5 separate regions of the Homo sapiens genome follow, and all the other regions are linked to region 5. A link is a loop called in an ENCODE intact Hi-C map of the cell type or tissue named here. Cell type or tissue: Caco-2. All regions are shown on one strand.

Region 1 (4,000 bases), 76 kb before region 5:
GTAGAACAGGCACTCAACAAATATTTATTGAATATTAAAATATGAAACCCAAAGCATCTGTTTTCTACCTCAAGCCCTGGAGACTGGTGATCATAGTTCTTCCAGGTTTCATACTACATCCCCTCTGCTGCCCATCTCCATCTCTAGAATCTCTCATCTCTGGTCACTTCCTTGTTACTATTGGCTCTTGCTCCAGAGATACAAGTATGAGTTTAGCCTCACACTCTGGAAGTCAGGAACTGGTGATCTATGACCTAAAGATAATTTTTAATTTTTTTTTTTTTTTTTTTTTGAGACAGAGTTTCACTCTGTCATCCAGGCTGGAGTGCAGTAGTACTATCTCGACTCACTGCAACTTCTGCCCCCCAGGTTCAAGTGATTCTCCTGCCTCAGACTCCCGAGTAGCTGGGATTACAGGCGCCCACAACCGCGCCTGGCTAATTTTAGTGTTTTTAGTAGAGACGGGGTTTCACCATGTTGGCCAGGTTGGTCTCGAACTCCTGACCTCAAGTGATTCACCTGCCTCGGCCTCCCAAAGTGTTGAGATTACTGGTGTGACCCACTGCGCCCAGCCATTTTTAGGTTTGACCTAATGTTATTTTAAAATCTTTGAGCATGCCTAAAACATCAAAAGATTTCATGTATAAACCCTGACTTTCAGCTTCTCTTGAAAAATAGGAAGATCAGGCACCAGTGAGCTCATGTTCCTTCTTGCCAGAAACTAGCTGGGATTGTGCAGTAGTTGCCCATCTTATGCACCTGCTCACCATGGTGCATCTCTGTGTTCTCTGACAGAACTGTGTGGGTCACCATTTATCACCTCTCTTTCATTGTTCTTTCTATTATTATTTAGAGAAACATTTATCAAGACACTCAGCAAAAAGAAAAGTAGGACAAGGTGGCTGAGTGATTTTTCTTTACTGGAGGTCATTTGCCTGAAGTGTGACTGTTACTTCCCTTGCCCAGTTTACATTCACCTTTGCTAACTCTGCTCTGTGTTCTTATCTAGCCATATCAGAGGGCTTTCTCCTTCGTCCTATGCATAAATGTTGATGATCCAGAGGGCTGTTTTCCCCTTCTTGGTATTGAAATGAACTGAAGAAATTGCCTAAAGTTGCTGAAAAAGGAAGAATTTTAATGTCTAAAAATCTTAGGTGGCCCAAGAAGGTGAGATTGTCTCGGACCATTGTATTCCTGCACCTCCAAATGAGAGAATTTGGAAATCAACACCTTAATCTGTTTTCTTTTCCTTTGCCTTGACTTTCCCCTGTTTTCCCCACCCTGTGTTCTCTTCTTGGCAGGAAACTCAAGCCTTAGAAATCTAAGTCTATTCATAAATGCACTTCTCTCAGTTACTATGGCAATGCTGAAGGAATCTGTCACGGCCAAACAGGATCACAAAAGGATCACTTTTATTTTTATTCTCAGTGTTTCCACCAACAAACAAATAAATAAAATGCTACAACTAGCCAGAGTCACATTTGGTTCTTGGAAAACAGCTCCCAAGGACTGACTCCTTACCTTCATTTCTTAATTTTTTTCCTCCTATTTTTTACTGAGTTTTATTTGTTTTTACATTTCATTAGAAAGGACCACAGTAAGTAGTATTGTCTGCAGCCAGAAGGTTTTTCTTTACCTTTTGCTGTTATAAATGTGGCATAAGAGTTGCAATTATTTTTAAAAGAAGCAGTATAGCTTCCCAAGATTATGCTGTTAGAATTCATTTAATAAAAATATAGAGGTTTCAAATGCTGTCATCTCCATCAGCTATGGATAGCTACCCCCAGAAAGCTGCTGTTTTGTCTATAGCCCTTGTCTTTGTATTTCATCATTGACAGTTGGGAATGAAATAATTCAAATGTCCTTATTTAAAGAAAGCCAAACAAGACAAACTTCCCGCCCTATCCTTAGGGCAGGGATGACAAGTTAAGTTGACATCAAGATTAACAGATGAGCATTCAGCCACTTTGCCAGTCATTGCTACTGCATGGACTCCGTGCAGCAACAGAACATTTGCTCTGAACAACCTACAGTCTGTCAAATTCCATAGCAGTTTCCAAGGCAATGATATGTTCTTGGTCTTTTCTTTATGTATTGCACAATGCTTTAGAAATTGCACAACAAAGAAGAGGGAAGCCCTTTGAACCCAGTGGGGGAAGATCCCCTGATTACCAGAAAGAGGTGACTTCGCAGATGGATTCAAATTCTTTCTGCTTCTTACAAGAGGGCACCAGCTCTACACCCTCTAGATGAGGGGGTGACACTTAAATCTCTAACCTCAGTGCACATTTCCAGAGAAGAAATTTTATTCGAAATTTCACTGGCAATTGGATTGCATTGACTGCCCTATGTTTATGGGTGAAGAAGGAGGTAAAGATTTAACATAAGAAGCAAACATGGGTATCTTTGATTGGATATGGGACCCCCGCTGGTCATGCTAATGACCAGCAACTTCACACACAAACACGGGGACCACATAGCAAAATGAAGAATAAAGGCATAGGGTGAGATATACTTAGGTGTGAATCCTCATCCTGCTACTTATCACCCATCACCTTGGTCATGTTACTGAATTTCCATAAACTTCAGTGTTTTTCTCTGAAAAAAGAGGGTAACAGTAGTACCTATAGTGTAGGATGATTGTTGGAATTAAGTTGGAAATTGCATATAAAGCACTTAGCACAGTGCATTGTCAACAATTGGCAGTTCTAAATAAATATTAACAACTATTATTACTATTTTTGCTATTATATGCTCAACAGGAAAATGCATACTCCTGTCTTCTATGTTCCCTGTTTGTGTGTGTGCATGTGTATGTGTGTATATATATGTTTGTATGTTATTTATTTACTTATAATTTAGCAACTCACAGTGTGCCCTAGAATATTCTGAAAAAAAAAAAAAAAGTTAAGCAATTCTTCCCTTCACCCTAAGTGGTATTTAAAGATGCTTAATATAATTTAGAAACAGCCCCTTACCGCCTCACATACTCAGGCTATACTAGGTAGAAGGTGGTATACTCATTTTTTTAGACCAAAAATGACACTAACACTGAATCCACCTAAATAAATCTAAAAATATGAATGAAAATATTTCTGACATAAGATTTGTCAGCATAAATACTGATATCCAATGCTATCCCCAAATCAGAAGCCGTATAACAAATCCATTCATTATTGGGGGAATAGTTGTGATCTGATTTGATACATTTTTAAAATAGCACCCTAAAGAAAATATCAAGAGGCTAATATAACATGCATTCATTTATCTTTTGTTTTATTCATTCTGCAGATATTTATTGATTTTATTTCATGTCAGGTGTTTTGAGACACAGGATCAGTGATAGATACATAAGCAAGTTTCCATTCCTTCTTACAGAAGTTCAGGGGAGGTATGTATATGTATACTGGGCCAGGTAGAAAGTGACAAGTGCTCTAAGAGAAGCACACAATAAGTGCTGTAAGAGTCAGTATATGGAAATGTTAATATGAGTTTAATTATGCCTTAAGATTAAGGTAGTTTCGTACGTGAGAAGTAAATTTGAATCTGCAACTTTTACTGCTACCAGCTGCCTTGTAATCAACGATTGGGTATATCATAATTTAAGCACAGAGGAATTATCAAGATATTAGGTAGGTCAAAAGCAACTTGTGCATTTTTAACATACTCTAAAAAGAAAGTGAACATAAAAGCACTAAAATACATAAAATGATGGAAACAACTTAGTCCTGATCTTAATGACTGACTTCTGCTTAGTAGATCTGTGCAGTTGAGAGGAACTCAATTTATTTTCTTCAAAAATTTAACCTTGAATTTTCTTCTCCTGTTAAAGAAAAAAATCAGCGGAAAGTTGACATTTATGTGAATTCTGAATAAAAATGTGAAACAAACTGAGTCAGTAGCACTCCAGTCCGCCATCTGGGATTTCACACTACGCAGTGAATTCCAGAAATTAGATTAATATGGAAGAACTCAGAAAGGGGAATTTCCTTTCGGAGGT
Region 2 (4,000 bases), 620 kb before region 5:
CAGGATGGTTGGGTACAAATCCATGACCTATACATTTTGTCTACACGGACTAGATTTCCTGCATTTTTTCTTTTTTATCTCTCATGTCAGGGGCTAATTCAGACTTACTGAAGTTATTTAGCTCAAGGAGCACGACCACATCCTTGTTATCATTTCATTGATAATTTAAGAGAGATTCTGTTTGCTCTACATTGTGTTACGTTCCCATTCCAGGCTCTCTTCAATCCCTAATGCTAAGTAAAAAGTTAAAAATAAAAGGCTTACTTCAGTTACATTCAACAAACGTGTAGATCATACATGTGCCAAGTAGTCTGCTATGGGTTGGAATACAGAAACGATAGATAATCAGACAATGCCCATGACCAAGTAGCTCTCAATTAAACAAATTAAACAGTTAAGAATGATCCTGCTATGTATATCCTGTGTGCAACTGGTAAGTAAATCATTCGAACACCCTGGGAAGAGCAAAGCTTCCCAACAGGATAACTAACCTTTTGTTAAGGTTTAATGTGTTTTACAAAACCAAAGATTTCTTACTAACACTTTAGGAAAACAATGTGGTATCTATATATATTTTTAATTCGTTTTGACTTCTCACATCCTGTGCTATTAGTTATTACAGGACTAAATGTCCATCGATGTTCATGTAAAGTGGGAAAACAATGGAAAGAGAAAGGAGGCTCTTAAGTTATTCTGAAGGAGGAAACCATTAGAAATACAGTATCCGTATACTTGGGTTAGAATTTTAAGAAGCAACTCTAGGAAACCAAATTTATACAGAAACTATTCTTAAAGAGAATTTTTAAAATTCCTTCCAACATAAAAATTGATTCTAAATATTTGAATTCTAGTTTTAAAATCAAACAAGCAAAAACGCCACCACCAAATGATGATGGAAAACACGACAGAACTCATAAACTAAATTTTGAATCCTAACATTCTTAAAAAAACAGGATAAAACACATTAAAGGAGGGGACAGGAAGAACAGAAATGATAAGCTTTTGCAAGGGTTTACACATACATCTAATTACCTCATTTCCCTGGACAACAACCTGTCCATGCCTAGAAAGGACTGCCCAAAGTACCATGTCATTACATCAGGAGACCAGGATTGCAGTAAGTAAAAGATAAAGTCAACCTAGCGCTGTTATCCTTGGAGGTAAGATGATAAAACATCCAATTCTACACATTTTAATAGTTATATAATATTTCCAACACTGCAGTAAAAAATAACAATAGGAATATAAAGCACTCACTGGCATAAAGGCTTCCCACTCTGTTTTAATAAAAAGGAAAATCGTTGCAGAAATGCATAAAACTACTGATGAGATTCTGGGTCTTGCTACTGCGAGCAAGTAGATTACTCTGTACATGTCACTCCCTGGAGAAAGAGTCATGCGAACAGCTTTAAAAAGTCATGAAGGAAAGTCTGGAATAGTTTCCTTTCATCCAGGGTAATAGTTTTACAAACTGTCCTATTGGCTCTGGCGCCTTACCTAGTTGTCAAAATAACCTGGAACATCCTCTACATTTAAGAAAGATAAAGAAGAGATGACTATGGTGTCTAATCAGATAGGGTGAGGAACTGCCTTCCCCTTTTAAGAGCAGCATCAATTAAACCCAGGGGAGGTGGGTACAGTTTACTAGTTAATTAGTCCAGGGATGTGGTTCTTTCATGTGTAATTCAGAACAGGAACACCTGGTGTGCGGCTCTTCAAAGCACAAAGGGGGGTGTGGGGGACTGTGGCGGGGATGCCAAACAATGCAAGAGAGGTCACAACAGAAAGCAAGAGCACAAGAACAAAAACTGTTTCTATGTGACCTTCACCCTGCTGTAAATAAAATGAGATTCCTTAGGGTCCTCTCCCCGACTGGTCCAGGGAGAACAAACAGCTCCTGGCCCTCTCGGGTAGTTCTAAAAAGACATGGTGTTAACTAATTGTTTTATAACCCAATTAAAAAGAAAACAGACAGCCAGAGAAATGCAAATAGGGATATAATGATTAGAATCACATTCTGATATATAGCACACACCAAAAATATTGGCATACTCTCTCTTTGCCACGTGACCAGAGCTGCCCAGGTAACATTTGACAAAATCAGGAAGGGAGGCTTCTACTTTAGGGCAAATTAGCTTGTTCTACTGAATCAGAAATTGAGCAGTTTGCTAATGGAACACCTCTTCTTGTGAATTCTAAAATGATGAGGTAATTTTTTTTTTTAAATTGTTGCTTCTAAACATTCTGGTTGCAGACAGGTTGATAAATGCAGGTGAAGAAACATTAATGTTTAAATTGAGACAAACAATATATGATTTCAGCTGTGGTATCCATTTAAAGACAAAAATAATAAATTTTTAAGGGTTGTGTTAGTGGGTTCATTCAGAAGGAATGAAGAAAAGTATCTGCTGGAATGGATGGAATCTGCCACCTTTTAAAAACCACTGCTGTGAGAAATTCTGCAACAGAGAACACTGTGTGTGAGGATACCATGAAAAAGCCTGCCATCAGGAATTTTCACTTAATTTTAAAGATTGCAGGTTCAGAAGAAAGTGGCTTAACAATTTCTAGCATTGATTATACTTGTTTCTGCTCTAGAGAAAACTTTAATAAAAACAGTCTAAAACCAACTTTGTGTGTCTGTGTCAGTGTGTTATAAATGTGTTTATTTATAACACATGCACACACACACATAAACACACATACACAAAACCAGGCTTCTGATCCATTAAACCAAAGACATTTGAGAGAGGGAGGTGAACAAGAAAATGAAGAAATGGTGAAAATGTTCTCAGCACATCTCTATAGCTCTCTATCTGTATTAAGAATGAACAATGGGCCAGAGATGGGAGAATTGAACAAAAACACAGAATTACCCAGTGACGCAAGGCAAAGAAAGCTGCCCAAAGGAAAAGTAAAAATAAGTGTTGACAATTTATTTGAGATTCACTTTTAAACACTGAACATAAGGAGAACAGTATTCTCCCAACCGTTCATAATGATTAGTTTCCACTATCTAGTTTTTAAGTAATAATCCAGGGATTAAAAAAAGTACCTTTCCTCTGTATTTTTAAAAATACATTCACTTATTTGTAAAAGTTAAAATCTGTCCTGGACTGAAAGAAAACAGCCTTGCCATGAATCAGGCTGCAAAGACAGACACAGAAAAAGCCAAATGCAAACAAAACAAACTAACAAAACAGAAAACACTGTTTCTCCCAAGGCCATGCAGGAATTACAAAATGCCATTAAGGACTCCCTCATTTTTATTGATGTCACTCTACCCCAGACCTGCTCCGCTATTTTCATTTCTTCCTGGGAATACCCATTTGCTGCTAAACCACCCTAGCCTAAATTATGACAGTATCCAATCACAAGTTAATTCCCACTTCCAATCCCGCCTCAGATATAGCAACCAATCCAAAACGGATCCCTCCTTCCCTTAGACCCTCCTCTGAATCCTTCAGTAAGAAGCCAACCTAACACAAGTTGCTCTCTCCTAACTCTTGTCATAGGAATTCCATGTTTCCTTGGAATTCCCTCCCTTACTAAGTCAATAAATCTGATTGTGTTGGACTCCAACCTCGTTCCTGTATAATCTTTAGCTGATTAGCCTTTTACACATACAGTAAATAATTACTGAGTATCTGCTTTGTGGAATGCACTGGCGTTCTGTGAAAGATAAATGAGAATAACTAGGATTCTCTGCTTTCCCAAAGTCCTACTATCTTAGAGATAAGACAGATATGTACATAATATAAATAAATGTCACTTATAATAATTACAACAGGACAGATGTAAACAAAGCACTCTGGATGTTCAGAGGATGGAGGGATGGCTGTCAGGATGGGATCTGGGGATGCTTAAGAGAAAAAGCAGCATATGGTCTGGACCTTCGGAGAATGAGAGTTCATGAGGCCTGGGGGCAGGCAGTCCAAGTGGAGGGGGAGGTGGAAATCAAGATGTGGATGTTGGGAAGGGCTGCATGTGTTCAGGGAGT
Region 3 (4,000 bases), 140 kb before region 5:
AATTGTCTGTGGTTTTATTCACTAAAAACAAACTATTTGAAAAAGAAATTAAGAAAAATCTATTTACAATAGCATCAAAAATAATAAAATACATAGGAATAAAATTTTTCCAAAGAGGTAAAAGATCTGTATACTGAAAACTATAAAATGCTGATGAAAGAAATTAAAGAAAGACACAAGTAAATGGAAAGATATTTTATGTTCATGGATTGGCAGAATTAATATATAAAATGTTCATACTACTCCAAATCATCTACAGATTGAATGCAATCTTATCAAAATTCCAATGGCATTTTCCACAGAAATAGAAAAACAATTCTGAAATTCATACAGAACCACAAAAGACCCCAAATAGCCTAAGCGATTTTGAGCAAGAAGAACAAAACTGGAGGAGTGACACAGCCTGATCTCAAACGGTACTAAAAAGCTACAGTAACAAAACAGTATAATACTGACATAAAAGCAGATATAAAGGCCAATGCAACAGAATAGAGACTCCAGAAATAAATCCACACACTTATTGTCAATTGATTGTTGACAAATTTACCAAGAATGCACAATGGGGAAATGATAGTCTCTTCAACAAATGCAGTTGAAACACTGGATATTCACATGCAGAAGAATGAAATTAAACCCTTATCTCACACCACATACAAAAAATAACTCCAAATGAATTAAAGACTTAAACATAAGATCTGAAGCTTTAAAACTACTAGAAGAAAACATAGGGGAAAATCTTTATTACATTGGTCTTGGCAATGCTTATTTGGTTATTACCCCAAAAGCACAGCTAACAAAAGCAAAAATAGACAAATGAAATTACATCCAAATAAAAACTTCTGCACAGAAAAGAAAACAATCAATAGAGTGAAGAATAGAATGGGAGAAAATAATTGCAAACCACATATCTGATAAGAGGTAAACATTCAAAACGTATAAGAAACTCAACTCAATAGGAAGAAAACAAGTAACTTTATAAAAAATAGGCAAATGAACTGGATATAGAATTCTCAAAAACAGGCATACGAATGGCTAACAAGTGCAAGACAGTCCCAGCTTGCAATGGTTCAACTTTTGATTTTTCAACTTTATGATGGTACAAAAGCAATACACATTCAGTAGAGACTGTACTTAGAATTTTGAATTTTGATGTGAAATTCTTTATAATAACTTTATTATAAAATAAGCTTTGTGTTAAATAATTTTGCCCAACTGAAGGCTAACGTCAGTGTTCTGATCACATTTAAGGTAGACGAAGCTAAGCTATGATGTCTGGCAGATTACATGTATTAAAAGCATTTTCAAGTCACAATATTTTCAACTTACGACGAATTTATCGGAAGAGAATTCCATTATAAGTCGAGGAGGCCCTGTATATGATAAAAATTCTTCACATCACTAATCGTCAGGAAACTGCAAATCAAAACCATAATGAGATTTTATGTCATCTGTTAAAATGGCTATTCTCAAAAAGACAAAAGACAACAAGTATGGACTAGGATGTAGAGAAAAGGGAACCCTTGTACACTCTTGGTAAGATTTTATATTGATACAATTATTATGGAAAACAATACAGAGGTTCCTTAAAAATTAAAAATAAAACTAACATAGAATTCAGCAACCTTAGGTGCTACTTGTGAAAGCTGAAGCTTTGAGAATTCCGTGCAGCCTTATCCCCTTGATCTTGTTCAGAATCTTTTGTCCCTCAGTGGAAGACTAAACTGAAAAAAGTGGGAATGCCCTTTATACAGGCATGGAAGTTTTGCAATATAGGCCAGGCATACCTTTCTTATCATAAGTAAAAAGAGAGAGAATGTCCTCCCTGAGTCAGTGAGAAGGAATCTACATCCTAGCACACAGCGTGGTGCCCTTACAAGATATTCAGTTTTATAATCTGCGTTCTGACATAAGGAGGAGTTCATGAATCCATAGTGGGTGTCCCATCTTTTGGGGAAAGTGGTACTAACTGTACTCCTGTCCCAACTTTGGTTGCTACAGCTCAGGCAGTTTCTCTTGGTGAGGTGAGAGCCATGATCACAGCCACAGTGAGCTGCAGTAAGAGAAGAAGCAATCACTTAGAAGATGGCAGGGAGCAGCTCGCTCACCTAGAGGGACTTCTCAACAGCTTACCCATGGAGAGGATTATGCCTAGTGTCAACAAAACAAACTGAGCAAACACTGGATTTGAGAAATGTGAAATGGGTGGTTTACTTAGTGCAAGATTGTTTTCTGAAGCAAACTGAGAACAGGTCTGTATTTCTTTTTAAGCCCACCATACCTCTCAGAACTGGGAGAACTGTGATGAAGTACTTGTTTCATGTACTTTGCAACAATTTTCTATCACTGGATTCTCAAACCTTAATGAATCTGCTTGGACCGACAAATAAAAATGTAAAGCAGGTAAGAAGATTTTGTTGAAACAAAATAAGAAAACCAGATTTAATCTGCAGAACCATAAATTTACATATAGCTTTCTAGGACACTATCATATCGAATGAAAATACGTGGAGCAACCTCAACAGATCTTATATTTTTTTAAGAAAGACACTCGAATGCAGGAATCATGTTCTCAGCTTCTCCTCTGACCATCACTCCCAAGCACTTTGAAAGTTCAATAAATATTACTAATCTCCCTTGAGGTATACTGATCATAAGCATAGATTGTTACCGAATCCAGAGAAAATGGAGATTGACTATTCCTAAACTTCAGTATTCATACATTGCTATTTTTCTGTCTCTCCATTGGAATTATTTACATTCAGGTAATTCTATCTGAAAATAATGGATGCTCCTAAAACATGATACTAATACAAATTCCCTTCCAAGGAAACTGAACTCCAGCCTGTGCAGCTGAGTGAAGAAGAAATTCTTGCCATTTGAATGATTAGGAACTAATATTCTTCACCTAACTGGACCTTAGCCAATATAATTATTTAGGGCAAGATTGTATCCCTTCTTTCACATTGGTTTTATTGTGAGCCAAGGGGAAAAAAACATTATTCTAAACTCTTCAGCACTTTCCCTTTTAAAATAGTGAGACCATGTCAGAGTGAAAATAGCATGAATTAATAAAAGTTATACAGACAATAACACCAGATTTGTATAGACATATATAAAAATAATCACCACCCCAAAAAACAGTATCAATCAGAGAGGTTAACATTAATATATTTGAATGTTGAGATTTAGCAAACCATGGATCTATGGAATTAAAGCCATATAGCATCTCCAGAAGTTGTTTCATTTTATTGTTCCAAGTTAGGCTGCAAAAAGACAGAGGGATTAATTAAGTCCTATATTGGACAAGACTAGAACATGAATTAAAAGGCTCCTAACTGTAAATCCACGAGGAGCACTTACCAGCTGAAGGTCACGCTGCTGGTCACACAGCTTCGTTACTCACTTTAAACTGTAACCTAACTAGACGGTGGTGAGTCAGGTTTGTTTCCTTTCCCTTCTCCTCTGGCATCCCTGGGGGGCTTCTCAATTCAAAGAAACTCCAGGAGAAACAGGCCACTTACTGTGAATAATCTGAAACAATCTATAAGTTCAAAAGCAGTTGAAATTCCTAGAAGAGATTGAATGTTATAAGAAGAAACGGGTTAGTATTTTAAAGACAAAACTGCCCTTGTTTAATATCAAGAGAGTATTAGCGGGACACAGGTTTTACTGTAACTTTCATTATTTATTTAACTGTCTATATTCACTCTACACTTCAGGAAATGGAACCCATGCATTCACAGTCCAAGTAAATTTTAAAACAGTCTTTTTTCTTTCTTTTATGTCTTTCTTTTTTCTTTTTTTCGAAGGTAACAATAGCAGCGTCTGTACGTGGTAGTTTTCTACTTATGCCACAAATAGGCCAAATACACAGTATGCTTTCTTAGAACACCTAGACAAATTCAGTCTATTTCTCCAGGAGGGCAAGATGATGTGTATTAAGACACATTTCTTTAATGCCAATGCAGGAAATTTGTAAGGTATCAGAAATAAGAAGAGT
Region 4 (4,000 bases), 720 kb before region 5:
ACTTACCTAACAATTTTATCTACTTTAATAGAATAAATTTGTGTGTTTGTGTGTTTTACTATTTGATGGATTAGAAGGAACTGCGGAAGCAAATGTACTGTATACAATTAGGCTGTCTTGAAACCGTACATTTTTGTTTACTCTAGGCCTCTTCCCCCTTCTCAATCAAGCTACTAATAGAGCTGTTTTAAGTTTCAACAAGGACCATATTAACTGTGGGTCTCCACATGAAACAGAATGCTAAACCCCAGAGTCTCCTGACAATGTGAGCTCAAAGTCTCCCAAATCCTGTTTCACATTTTTGTCTGAAATCATGGTTACTTCTTTGCAATGCTTTTTTCTGTACCTAGCAAATTATTAGTGCTCAATAGACAATATACGATGGCAGTGACGCCCTTTGTGAGCATGTTTTAAGTGACACTGAGGGTAGAAAACTTGATATAGTTATTTTTGACAACTTGTATTTATGCCTTACGATTTTAATGGCATCTACTTTTTAATTTTACCAACTCTGGTCCTTTTATATGGATTTACTTGGTAAAAGCTAACCAATGATAACAACCACAGTTTGCATTTCAGCCTGCCAAGCATATTCTCTATATACACACAGTAGGCACATGAACTCCTGTAACAATTAAGAGTCACAAATAAACATTTATAAACAAGAATTCAAAATCAGAAATAAAAACTGGATTTCCTAACATGCCACTTGAAGCTGTAACAATGTATAAATCAAATCATCCCCAAAACAAAGAAATACAGCAATCAAGAAACAACATAGAAGAAAGCTGTGGGAATGTTACTTCTTCTTTTAACAGAAACCAAAATGAAATGATATAACATCCAGGAATAGTGATCATAAAGAAAATGCAATAAGCATATTAGGTTAAAAAATAAATCACACTCCTTCAACTCCTCTGGAACTTAAATGTAAATAGTTTCTTAATAAAATAAAGAAAAACATCTCCCTCACTATGTATAGTTGAAAAATATTTCAAATTCATACAACTAAAATTTCTACAACTGTTTTCCCTGCTGCCGTCCCCTTCTCTCATTAAAAATGTGAATGATTTAACTGTACAGTACCAAAATCTCAGGCTAGAGAAAGTTTTACCCTGAGCTGGCCAGGGTAAAACTTTGCATCCATGTCTGGGTGATTATCCTTCCGAGTTGATCTCTGTTCCTTTCAGAAATGATCAAATTTAAAATAAAAACAAAAATCCTCTGCAGATCTTTTGTAAGGTGTGTGGGTGTTTTTTTCATACCAGGAGAACCCTAGAGAATGGGAAAATTATACAACACACGCAGAAAATTCTTATAAAAGGCTTTAACTTAAGTGATAAAAATACTGAGATTCATCTACATTTCAAAATGCCAATATAATTGGCACCACTAACAATAAGTTAGTTAGCAACACAAATACTGTAATATAGAATGATGTGACTTTCAGTACTAATTTTTTCTTTATATTTATGAATAGGATGCTGACTTTAGTAGCAATAACGACAGTTAATGACAACCCAGTGAGCCATTGCCCAGTGCCTCCTGGGCCTTAGGAAGGGGGTAGTCCCATGTGTAAATGATAATTAATGCCATTAAACATTCCAACACTATACTTACTTAACAGCTTTTGGCATTCAAATGCTCAAATGTTTCTACAGTACCTTACAAAATAATTAGATACTGCGAAGGTATACAGGGTTGATTTTCAAGGTAACTGATATTTCTCTTGAGAACCGAATTGGTCTGTAATTTTTATGTTCACAAATCAGTTTTATATGTGGGCATTATATTTTTATGGAACTAAGTAATAAGCTGTGTACGAATTCAATACACTGTAAGCCGTGCCCCTCACACAGTTGACATCAATTCTCAGTCCCTGTGTCACTAAGGTTTGCTCTGCACCTGATGCTGCTATGACAAATCAGACTGCTTCTAGATGTGATTCAAATGCATTTCTACAAACTGTGGACTCAGTGATGTATATAATGATCATAGCCCTACTCTCAATATTTCAGGAAGGCAGTGGGAGGTAAAACTAAATAATACAATATTCACATATTGGATAACAACTTTAAAAGTTATCTAATGTTGGTAAACATATATAATAGGATCTGATTTCCTGACAATAAAGAATCCTTTTATTGTATGTACAGATGTTTAAATTAACACACACATTCCATTCTTATCTCTCTTAAATTCAGCAGGATAACTGTAAGTCTTTGCAAGGCATGTTATCAATGTAAAGGCAATAAAAAAGTCACTCTCTTGTGAATTACTATTTACAGTATTTCACAAGAATGGCATTCACACCCTCCAAATGAACAAGGTTGTCTCTTTAAATTGAAGGACACCACAGGCACTCTTCATCAGTTAGCATTAGTGATAGGGGGAGGGGGAGGGAGAAAATAAACCATTTTTCCATCATTTGAACTCTCCCTGACCTTTGCAAGCTATTCAAGTAGGCTCTTAAGATAATTCAAATGAATAACATATACACACATACATAGAACAGATATACAGACAGCAAAAGAGTGAATCCTATTAACTAGATAGGTTGATATGTAGACAGACATTCACCCCCTTGGAGCCTATTTCTTGGTATTGTCATTGAGAGCACAAGAGTAACTCCCATTAAAAGACAGTAAAAACATTCCATGATTTTAATCAATCATTATGTGAACCAAGGTATAGACTTGCTGTGAACCATGTATAGATAAAACAAACAGATAAAAAATAATAAGAAAAAAGCCACCTGCCCATATGGTGACTTCAAATTTTTCCACATATGATCATGGTTGTACTAGTTGGAGAAAGTGGGTAAGGAGACTGGCAAATATCAAATGCACTAAGAAGTATACAGTGAAATAGATCATTCAAGTAATATTTAGCTTAAAAAATTCAAAATATCCCAGTCTTAAACTTATTTCTATTCCAAAAGTTAAATATAAAATTTTAGGAAAAGATGTTACATGTCATGAATGTGCACTCATACACATCTACAAATACAAAATTATTTATTCATTTTTACTAAAATATTTGCTCAAAATAGAGACTAACTGATGTCTGTCTAGCAACTTACAACACCACTTCCCCACTTAACTTGCACTACATGCTGGAGTCCTAATGGTACTATTACCGGGCCAGTTGCAATTTTTTACACAGAACACTGATGAAGATAGTAACCGAAACTTGACACTTGAACGCATTAAAAAATCATGCATGAATCATGCATGTAAATATTTTTAGGTTGCTTTCTGAAGCCACTCAGTTACCTATTTCCCCAGAAAGACATACAAAAGGGGAAAAGAGTAGAAACCAAGATTTAAAATATGACAAAATTATCCTCTATAAATCGTACAGTTTCTAGACTCAAAAGCAAAATCCTACCAAAATTAACACAGGAAGATAGAGATAAAAGAGTCCCAAATAAACCTTTCTTCCAGCCAGAAACCATGTGAATGTGGAAGTTTCTTCAGAGTAAAACGTGTATCTTGGGTTCCCAGGAAGCTCTGTCAGTGGCAGGGATGTGGAATTCACTGGCCCTGCAAACTCATCCCTCCCAGGCTTTCCTGCTACCTTCTGGAGCAGTGACAATACCAATTCTAGAAACCAGGAGTAAAGAGGGAATTGCTCTATTGTGATTCCCAGTGACCCATAGAACAGGATTTCACTAGTCCTATGACATGTGACTGGGCTTGGGAAGTTCCCGTGTCAGTTCCAAAAATCCTAAGGTGGGATCTTCGCTTTGTGAAGCAAATTAATTACACAACCAAATATTGCCACATTCTTGAGGTCTATTGACACAATGGGAACTTCAACCCCTACTTAGCTTAGCATTTTTTTTTTCAAGAGTGAAAAGTGGTCCACGTAGAGCACAATATAATTTAAGTAAAGGAAGATTAAAACATATTTTTATCCATTTCTTATGGTGGGAAATTACATGTTTTAGATTTGAGGTCCCCCTCTCAGGAAACCCTTTCAACTTCGTATTATTCAC
Region 5 (4,000 bases):
GAGGTCCTGTTCACCTTCCCAGTTTCAACTCATATGACCCCTGGGCTCTGCACCAACCACTCTAGTATCCGAGTTTTTTCCTCTTCCTGCAAATTTGTCAAATGACTGCTTCCTCTGCCTAGAATGCTGTCATCCTCTGAGCTTCAGGCTAAATATTAACTACTTAGCAATTTCCTTGCCTATCTCTCTATTTAAAGTAGGTCTCTTTATTTTCTTCATTAAGCTCCTATCCCTTAACTTTATAACATTTGCACTGATTATAACTATTTTATTTATTTGTCTGTTAATTTTTGGTATCTCTCTCTTTCACCAGAATATAAGTTCCAAGTCGTATAGAAGATAAATTGTGAACATCATGTTTCTCATTGTATTCCTGGAGTTTAGCACAGGGCCTAGTGCATAGTAGGTACCCAAAAGTAAATATTGATTGACTGATATTATCACAGTAGAAGTAGAGTTCTTATCCTCATGCCTTTGTACATGTATATGTATATGCGCCTGTAAGGGCAAAAGAGAAAAGTACATTAACACGTAATTATCTACACTCACACCCAATGAGTTAGTGGCTTGGCAGAAGTACTTTTCATATAAAAATAATACAGAGATAACATATATACAGAGATACTCTCACTTATCTACCTATGGGATTTGTTAAGGGATGATTTCCAAAGCTGACCTTTCTATCTATAAGACTGAAGAAGTGTTTAAAACCTTGCCAACCTTATCAAAGGGAATAATTAATCAGGACCTGATAATGTGCCATATTATAGTAGAAGCAAATTATATATTTGTTAATAGATCTTTATAGATCATGTTTTGAATGTTCATTTGAATTTTCTTTTTTCATTTGAAAATGACTTACTTCAAGTTTTGGGCCAGTGCTTAGAGGTTTACATATCTATTTGTGTGCTATATGAGAGTACGTGATCTTCTCTGATGATAAAATTTCCCAGCGCATCTTTTTCTCCATGATATTAGTTTCTTGTGAGTATGAAATTTATTCTAAATGACTTTCAGGCCACTTCTCACCATAACCAATGAAAAGGAAAATTATCTGTTGCCACCAGAAAACATATTTGCTTATATCCTGCATGGCCAGGTCTCTAGCACCCAGCATCCGCAGAGGGTCTCCCATCTCAATACTTATCCTGTTAGAGTTCTATGATGGTTAATTTTATGTATCAATTTGACTGAATCATGGTACTCAGGTATTTGGCCAAACATTATTCTACATGTTTCTGTGAAAGTGTTGTTTACATGAGATTAATATTTAAATCAGTAGACTTTCAGTAAAGCAGATCACCCTCCATAATGTGAGTTGGCCTCATTCAATCCATTGGGGGCCTTAATAGAAAAAGACTGGCCTCCCCTAAAGAAGAGGAAATTCAGCCAGCTGCCTCCCTTCATCACTTAAACTGCATCATTTCTTCCCTGGGTCTCCAGCTTGACGATCTACACTGCAGATTTTGGACTTGCCAAGCCTCCACAATAGTGTGAGCCAAAGTCTTAAAATACGTTTCTCTCTCTCTCTCTCTCTCTCTCTCTCTCTCTCTCTCTCTCTCTATATATATATATATATATATATATATATATATATATATATATATATATATATATATATGTATGTGTGTGTGTGTGTGTGTGTGTGTGTGTGTGTGTGTATGTATCCTATTGGTTCTGTTTCTCTGGGGAACTCTGACTAATACAGTTTCCATCACCAACCCATTTTCAATTTACTTCCCATTTTAAGAGTACCATAGAAGCCACCAACAAGACGGAGTCTCATTTTTCCTCCTTGAAACATTCACAAAGAATAAGAATAACTGTAATTTGGGTAAATGGAAGCACTCCGTTCTCTGTGGTGGAACACATTAGTCTCTATGACCTCAAGACTCACCCTAGTCACCCTTCGCACCAACTCAAAGGCATCAGATTCTGTAAATGATATTGTAACAAAGAGCTCAGCAATTTAAGTTCTCTGCTCTCCACTCCTTTATTGACCAGTCTTATTGACTTTGGCCAGGTCAAGAGCTTTTCATTGCTTTAGTTTCCCCATCTGTTTGTGTAATGCTTATTTCTCTGATATTTTGAACTCCTTCCATAAGCAGGTGCCCCAGAAGAGCAAGTGGGGCTATTGATCTGGTGCTACATGCGCAGGAAGGCTCCAGTTCACATGCCTGAACCCGTTACCCTGCTTTGTCACACATTAAAAGCCTGGAGATTACCAGAAGTATTTGGTTTGGGTTGTTCTTTGAAAGATATGACTGTACCCACAAATATGCACAGAATACTCATCAAGGACTCTTGAATCACAAAGGCAAGTCCTTCCCTCGTCTTGCCACAATCTTTGATGGTGATGAAGAATGTGTTTACTCAAGTTCACAAAAGAGAACTTGGTTTGCTCTGTTTTAGCAACAGATTAGGATTTTCAAAAGAAAAACTGGCAATATAGGTCATTTTTTTTTGAACAAGCTTTGAAGCCATGCTGAAATCTTATCAGGATGTCAAGATTTAAAAACTCCTACCTGTACATCTCTCTCCCTAGAACTCTTTTGTGCAGCTGCTGCCGCCTCCTTTGTTGAGTATGTGTGAACAGAAAAGTAGCATACACTCAGCTCAAGGCACCAGAAACCACTGTAAGCCATTTCTATCTCCTTATGGCCGATTGGGCAGGCAAATTCAAACCAAACATGAATTCCTAGGGATGTATTATAATATATACTATGTGATTAAATTGTGCTGGCTCACCTGCAATGGATTTGTACTTGCTCTCTCTCAGAGCCCCCATTTTTCCCACAGTAATCTTCCTAAAGGGAAAGCCTACTCACTGAGCTCTTTTTAAAAGGCGAGCAAATCTCAACACTGCAACCATTTAATGCCACAGACATGATTGTAAAGAGAGCACAACAAAATGAAGGTATTGTATTTTCATCATTCATCAACAGAAGACTTATTTGTAATATACCCCTTGCAGGCGGGTCTGGTGTGTATATTCATTTATTAGGATCACACATCACATTACCTCACGTACATAACCATTTAAGTCATGTCAAAAGTCAGCCAGCAAGTAAGCTGTGATGAAAAGATCCTCCAGAGAACAATTTGCTTCCCTTTTACTTTTCAACATCATAGCTTTGCCTCTTCTTGGTAATTTCTATATAAACCAACAAACAAACTCTGGTTTTTATAAAAACAACTCAGGGCATGTTGCATGCTTACATTTTAGGATGTTCGTAGAGTATGCTATCATATTTTAACCTCAGAGCCTTCTTTGAGCCAAACGGGATTCCTCCTAACCTCTCTACCTGTATCTAAACAAACTTCAGATGAGCACAGTCTGCAGATTGCTGACTTTCAGCATATCATCATCAACACAGCAAAACCAAAGATTCTCCAATAGAATCTTTCAAAACCAGAGAATCCAGAAAGACTCGGACAGCAGGACTGGTGGACCGTGAACTCAAGTTGCACCTCTGATCTAACTTAATGCTTACATATATTTTCAAGAGGAAAAACTTTGAGCACACATAGTATAAAAGTTACTTCCTGGTCCACACTGCAATACTTTTCTCCTACTCTCCCAGAAAGCTAGAGAAAACCTTTTTAACAAATAATACCCAGAAAAGACTTTCTGCAGAAGTACTATTTTCCCAGCTCAATGTCACAATTATTTAGTGTGTTGAGCACTATATGTCTTTTAATTTCCTATAATCCCTACCCATAGTATAATGTTGAATTCCATTTATTCTATTTTTAAAGAGATGAAGTCATCCAGGGTGGAAACTATGCCCTGATTGAAAGGACTTAAATGCTGCTATGTCTCAGACTGGGCTCTGGCACATGGAGAAGTATAAATTAAACTCTTCTGCAGACATTTGATCTCTTGCTATGAAAAGGGATATTGTGTTTCCTCTGTTTAACAGTATTCTCTGTCCACTGTGAAAAGAAGCCTGTTTGCTTAAAAAAGTGTGGCATATTTCTTCCACTATGAGTGGCATTG

What was found. Hi-C counts contacts between places; a loop is a spot of excess contacts. Peaks named below come from ENCODE experiments on the same cell type or tissue, not always from the same donor. Only the 100,000 strongest peaks of a DNase experiment are listed, where the experiment ranks them.
Region 1: it touches region 5 in a loop (2.7-fold over the local background); 1 of 110 quality-filtered maps calls a loop at or near these places.
Region 2: it touches region 5 in a loop (10-fold over the local background); 1 of 110 quality-filtered maps calls a loop at or near these places.
Region 3: it touches region 5 in a loop (5-fold over the local background); 1 of 110 quality-filtered maps calls a loop at or near these places.
Region 4: a loop joins it to region 5, with 7 times the contacts of the local background. A loop is called at or near these places in 1 of 110 quality-filtered maps.

The regions. Positions count from the first base shown.
Region 1 is chr12:24,677,288-24,681,287 of GRCh38, forward strand. The region is part of intron 1 of LOC105369698 (a long non-coding RNA gene); the gene reads right to left. Among named protein-coding and RNA genes, the nearest start is that of LINC00477, 95 kb to the left of the region's middle. In Caco-2, no CTCF peak of the experiment used is centred here; a DNase peak (open chromatin) is centred at 2,094.
Region 2 is chr12:24,131,855-24,135,854 of GRCh38, forward strand. It overlaps a transcript of SOX5 not described here. Among named protein-coding and RNA genes, the nearest start is that of MIR920, 79 kb to the right of the region's middle. In Caco-2, no CTCF peak of the experiment used is centred here; DNase peaks (open chromatin) are centred at 1,727, 3,407 and 3,897.
Region 3 is chr12:24,614,243-24,618,242 of GRCh38, forward strand. LOC105369698 (a long non-coding RNA gene) reads right to left here. Exons shown (of 3, transcript XR_001749046.2): 2 at 3,361-3,568; 3 at 1,115-3,263. Among named protein-coding and RNA genes, the nearest start is that of LINC00477, 32 kb to the left of the region's middle. In Caco-2, no CTCF peak of the experiment used is centred here; DNase peaks (open chromatin) are centred at 1,869 and 1,959; H3K4me3 peaks cover 595 bases.
Region 4 is chr12:24,034,742-24,038,741 of GRCh38, forward strand. It overlaps a transcript of SOX5 not described here. Among named protein-coding and RNA genes, the nearest start is that of SOX5, 87 kb to the left of the region's middle. In Caco-2, no CTCF peak of the experiment used is centred here; no DNase peak of the experiment used is centred here.
Region 5 is chr12:24,752,871-24,756,870 of GRCh38, forward strand. The region is part of intron 1 of LOC124902897; the gene reads left to right. Among named protein-coding and RNA genes, the nearest start is that of BCAT1-AS1, 65 kb to the right of the region's middle. In Caco-2, no CTCF peak of the experiment used is centred here; DNase peaks (open chromatin) are centred at 71, 2,171 and 2,571.